Regions from separate parts of the Homo sapiens genome. Here region 1 is linked to region 2. A link is an interaction called in ENCODE POLR2A ChIA-PET data of the cell type or tissue named here. Cell type or tissue: IMR-90. All regions are shown on one strand. Links, peaks and the distances in the headings refer to the core of each region. The heading gives the core; the rest is flanking DNA. Region 1 overlaps PLEKHH2 (pleckstrin homology, MyTH4 and FERM domain containing H2). Region 2 overlaps DYNC2LI1 (dynein cytoplasmic 2 light intermediate chain 1).

Evidence for each region. ChIA-PET counts read pairs that join two places held together with the same protein. Peaks named below come from ENCODE experiments on the same cell type or tissue, not always from the same donor. Only the 100,000 strongest peaks of a DNase experiment are listed, where the experiment ranks them.
Region 1: POLR2A ChIA-PET joins it to region 2 with 5 read pairs; 3 of 35 experiments call an interaction of 5 or more read pairs at or near these places.

Annotation. Positions count from the first base shown.
Region 1 is chr2:43,647,759-43,650,683 of GRCh38, reverse strand. The region is part of intron 2 of PLEKHH2 (pleckstrin homology, MyTH4 and FERM domain containing H2); the gene reads right to left. Among named protein-coding and RNA genes, the nearest start is that of PLEKHH2, 12 kb to the right of the region's middle. In IMR-90, for the core only: no CTCF peak of the experiment used is centred there; a DNase peak (open chromatin) is centred at 1,503; H3K27ac peaks cover 1,114 bases.
Region 2 is chr2:43,777,854-43,780,778 of GRCh38, reverse strand. The region is part of intron 2 of DYNC2LI1 (dynein cytoplasmic 2 light intermediate chain 1); the gene reads right to left. Among named protein-coding and RNA genes, the nearest start is that of DYNC2LI1, 5.3 kb to the right of the region's middle. In IMR-90, for the core only: no CTCF peak of the experiment used is centred there; no DNase peak of the experiment used is centred there.

The DNA of each region.
Region 1 (2,925 bases), core at 317-2,816, 130 kb after region 2:
GCAGAGTGAGACTTCAACTTAAAAAAAAAAAAAGAAAAAAGAAAAGAAGAAAGGTAATGCTTTGCTTTTGAGTGATTATTTGTTTCTATTAATATAATCATTCAAGCTGGACAATAACTTTGCAAAATACTCAAAAAAGCAATGCAGACAATATTCATGTAAGTTTTTACTTTCACAATATAGACTATAATGTAAACCTTGGGTCAATTCCATAGCCAATCTATATTAAGTCAGTAAAAGAAACCTGAAATGGCCGGGTACAGTGGCTCACGTCTGTAATCCCAGCACTTTGGGAGGCCAAGGTGGGCAGATCAGTTAAGGTTAGGAGTTTGAGACCAGCCTGGCCAACATGGTGAAACCCCATCTCTACTAAAAATACAAAAATTAGCTGGGCATGGTGGTGCACACCTGTAATCCCAGCTACTCAGGAGGCTGAGGCAGGAGGATCACTTGAACCCAGGGGGCAGAAGGCACCACTGCACTTCAGCCTGGGCAACAAAGCAAAACTCCATCTCAGAAAAAAAAAAAAAAAAAAAAAAGGAAAGAAAAACAAACCTGAAATGATCTATGGTCCCATATCAGGCTTTAGACAAAAATAAGTATTTTATGAACAGGCCAATTATGTAATAACAAAATGAAGCAGCAAATTCTAAGTGCTTAATTTACTGCTACAGAAGTACCCTCTGTAGCCAAAGTGAACTTAGCAGCAAGTGGCAGAGGGAAATTTGCCACTGAGCCTGTATACTTACAGAGCCTCTCATTGTTAAAGGGATTGTATACAAATAAATTTGTTTAATGGATTGGTTAATTTAGGTGGAATCCTTTAGGACCTTCACACCCACTGATGTGGACAGCAGTTCCCTGCCACGTGTCTCTCTTCCTGACTTTTCCCCCACAGACCCCATGAAAGATTCTACCACCAAACATTATTTGATGTTGTTATAATAAATAATATCTTCAACCAGTAACCAAAGATGTGACATTTAAATTAGCCTATACGGTCCCATTGTTAGTATATGTAGAATTTCCATTAGACACTGTGAAACATTAGGCAAGCCAGTAGAGTAACTGAGGGAATGTATAATTTAAATAGGTTAATCATGATATTGTACTGGATTGTTGGGTAAAAGCATATACTATGCTGTCCAAGGACTCCTTATTCCTATGAGGCAATCCAAGTCTGCTTCAAGGGGATCACATTCACAAAAGAAATGCCAAGTGGCAGGAAATTCCAGATGGCAATGCCACATCAGGTAGAGGTAGCATGAGGTTATGCGAGCAATGCTGATGTCCAAAGGGAAAATTCTTCATATTTTTCTCCCTTTCCTTTTCACCGAAAATCTAACTCATAGGAAATAACATTTCACTTCAACTGACAAAGAAACTTTCCTTTTTCCCTCCCTGACTCAGAAACTAACTAGTAATATTGTAAAGTAGGAAAACTACTTAAATCTCAGCTTCCCTGAAGAGTTTATATTTGGCATACTAGGGATATTTCCAACACCATTCCTTAAATTCCTCTAAAGACCTCTCCCACTTACAGCAGCACTTGCCCAAGACTTCAATAAGGCCTTTTTCTTCACAAGCTTCAATATTCTAAGTTACTTGGAAACTGTGATGAAAAAAAATAGGTGCAAAACAACTTTTCTAAAAGATCCCATGTATTATCCAACTTCATCTCCAAAAATATAGGGCATATATAATTGAAATTCATCTCTAATTATAAAAACACCTAGATCATCTCACATATTTTTCCTTTAAAAATTCAGAAATACATCTGCTATCAATATGTAATTACATTTAAGGCCAGGCACGGTGGCTCACGCCTGTAATCCCAGCACTTTGGGAGGCTGAGATGGGTGGATCACTTGAGGTCAGGAGTTCAAGACCAGCCTGGCCAACATGGTGAAACCCCGTCTCTACCCAAAATACAAAATTAGCCAGATGTGGTGGCCCATGACTGTAATGCCAGCTACTTGGGAGGCTGAGGTGGGAGAATCACTTGAATCCAGGAGGTGGAGGTTGCAGTGAGCCAAGATTGCGCAACTGCACTCCAGCCTGGGCAACAGAGTGGGACCCCGTCACACACACACACACACACACACACACACACACACACACACGAATGTAATTACATTTAGGTCACCTCCCCTGTTCACTTAACCAGTGTGTCCATTCAGAAAGACACAGGAAAAAAAGCTGGGCACAGCAGCTCACGCCTGTAATCCCAGCACTTTGGGAGGCTAAGGCGGGCGGATCACAAGGTCAGGAGTTCGAGACCATCCTGGCCAATATGGTGAAACACTGTCTCTACTAAAAACACAAAAATTAGCCAGGCGTGGTGGTATGTGCCTGTAGTCCCAGCTACTCATTAGGCTGAGGCAGAAGAATCGCTTGAACCTGGGAGGCGGAGGTTGCAGTGAGCTGAGATGGCGCCACTGCACTCCAACCTGGGCAGCAGAGCAAGACTCTGTCTCAAAAAACAAACAAACAAACAAACAAAAAAAACCAGAAAGACACAGGAAAATAATAACGAGTTACTTCTGTGTGCCAGACGCTCTATTAGCTGCATCACAAGTCTGAAAGATCTACGGTCTAACGGCAGCTCTGCTTTTTGTTAGCTGTGTGATATTGGGCATGCTACTCAATTACTCTCAGCCTTAATGTTAATTCTCTAGATTGAGGATAATAACAATCACCTCATAGGGTTACTGTGGGGTTTAAACTAGTTGATGGTTGCAGTAAAGACTTAGGAACCATATTTGGCCGCTAGAGTCAGCTTCCTATAGCCATAACTAATAAAATGGAACTAAGAACTAGAACTGTTGCAGGAAAGAGAAGTTGGCCACAATTCCGGGCAAAGAGCTAAAGAACCAAATTAGTATTCTCTCAAGAATCTTCACCCTTGGGCCTGCATCCATTTAG
Region 2 (2,925 bases), core at 233-2,732:
CCCTGGAACTCTGAATTTCCTAACTCTGTAAACATCCCTTAATCTGGCCCAATAATCCCCTTCTGTCTTCCCTTCCTCTAAAATCCTTCCACTCTATGACTTCAGCTCCATGACTGGCAAACTCCCCAATATCTCAGCCTTTTCAGAATATTCTCTCCACATGTTGGCCTTAACTAAAATATGACTTACCCTGAACCCCTTCCTCTGCAGCCTTGTTAAACGAAGCTATTTATTCTCACTACCCTACATACATTAGGGTCCTCCTTGCTCCCCAGTGCCACCTATAAACAACTACTCTACCTCCCTCCTCTTGAAAAAACCTCAGAGGCTCGTATCAGTTTACCACCAGGGTTGTTGTCATCTCTTCTGGCTCACAATCTCCCTTACCTTTTCAGCTACTGTCATGAATCTTCTTCACACCCACATGGGTCTTGGCAATCCACCTGACATCCGGAGCTCTCAGTGCATTTGCCTCCCAATGGAGGCCTTTTCCCTCACTCTGCTTCTGCCATGGTCACTTCCAAGGTTACATCTTGAAGCTTTCCAGTTTCACTGGAAACTGCACTGCTTCCAAAATCACATGTACAAACAACACATTCTCTAACCACTTCTTCAGGCATCCCCACAGTAATAACTCTTTGACCTTAGTGAAAGGTCTCAAATGTCCATTGACACCCCTCTTCCCCCCACTAACAGTCGCTCCTACTCCATCAGCCTCTTCCTACCTTCACTTTTCTCCTTTTCCATCTCAGAGCCCATAGTTTATCATTACAATCATCTCTGTTAAATACCATTCATGCCCTGAGCTCCCTCACTTTGCACTGTACCCAACCAGCAAAGACTGCCCCAGGTAATCACCTTCCTCCTCCATGCCTGCACCCATGCAAGTGAGTGATGGTGGAGAAAAACCATGTACTCTGGGCAGATTAGTATCAAACTAACATCCATCATCAAAATGGCAGTCAACAATGACTGAAAATCCTATTACATTCCTCTAGTATGATCTTTCTCCCATTTGTTGGAATATCTGTTTCATACATTTTTCTTGATCATCTTAGAATACTCCACACTCTTCACCTGAATTACTTCTCTTTCCTTACTTCTCACCTTCAAGCTTTAGCCATCACTCTCTTCAGGAGGCTTTCCTAGTCTCCCAACTTTCTGGGGTGAGTTAAGTGCCCTCTCTGTTTTCCACCACAGCATTTGTCTCATGGTATTGTCATTGTTGGTGTACAAGTCCTGATACACAAGTTGCTTCCCAGGGAGAATGCCTTTCATTCCTGTTTCCACAGTGTCTAGCAGGATGCTTAGCATATAAAAGATGTTCGATCAATGTCAACCGAATGGATGAACAGATGGTTGGAAGGAGAAAGAGAAGGCAGCAGGGCAGTGGGCTTCTTTGGTAAAGGGTGATTACTATTAATTGAACAATAGAAGCATTAATCGCTTCTCTTTATCTTCCAAAATAATGTTCTCCATGAAGCAGAATCAGATACTTTTTTCTTTCTTTTTTGAAACAAGGTCTCCCTCTGTTGCCCAGGCTAGAGTGTAGTGGCACAATCACGATGGCTCACGGCAGCCTTAACCTTCTGGGCTCAAGTGATCCTCTCACCTCAGTCTTCCACGTAGCTGGGACTACATACAGGTGAGTGCCACCACACCCGGCTAATTGTTTTATTTTTTTGGGGGGAGACTGGGTTTTGCCACGTTGCCTAGGTTGGTCTCGAACTCCTGGGCTCAAGCAATCCATCTGCCTCAGCCTCCCAAAGTCCTGGGATTACAAGCATGAGCTACTGCACTCAGCAGAATCACAGACTTTTTAAAGAATAATACCCTCAAAAGTTTTAGATATCAAGGGAGTTCCCAAATCATCAGAAACAAAATTACTTTTATTACTAAAAACAAAAAACAGTTTGTATATGCCACATATTGCCATCAAGAAAAAGGGGTGGTTTCACAAGTAACAAAAAAACAAAACAAAACAAGACAAAACAGGGTATCATGACTACAAGGGAGTCAAGAATAACTGTTACAGAGAGCGCTAAGAGGATACTGGTAGGGGTATTTTGTATGTAAGCATTTGTATGATGGAGTCAGTAATCAGTACCATTAGTATAAGCCATTCTATCTAATATTCTGTGTACAGAATGTTTTCTGTAATAGAAATGTATTTGTACCATAAGACTAGTACTAGTTATTTACTCATTTATTTAAATCCATGTATGTACCTACATGGCAGTAAGATACAATGTAGGAAACTGTTAAGTACTATGCCTAATATGAAAATCACGTGCATCATAATAGTAAACTCGTGAAATAATGCGTAGCCAGGGGCGGTGACTCATGCCTGTAATCCCAGCATTCTAGGAGGCTGAGATGGGTGGATTGCTTGAGTCCAGGAGTTTGAGGTCAGCCTGGGCAACGCAGTGAAACCCCATCTCTATTAAAAATACAAAAAATTAGCCGGGTGTGGTGGCGCATGCCTGTAATCCCAGCTACTTGAGGTAAAATCACCCGAGCCAGGGAAGTCAAGGCTGCAGGGTGCTGAGATCGCACCACTGCACTCTAGCCTGGGCAACCAGAGCGAGACCCTGTCTCAAAAAAAGAAATAACATGCTTATAAAATATATACTTATATAGTTGGGTTAAAATTTTAAAATATAAATGATCTCTACGATAATTTTATTTTAAAGAATTAAGTTTGAATTTTAAAAAGTGGGCCAATATGAAAACTCTGGAAAATAAAAAAATTAAAAACAAAATAAAAACATTAAGTGATTAGAATTTTACTATCCATATTTCTAATTTTTATCAGAATTTTTTATTTACGTATTTGTATAATTGGGATCATGTCATGTATGACACTTGTGTCCTGCTTTTTTAATTCAGATTATATTCTTACATCACTAAAACCTTTTTCATGGT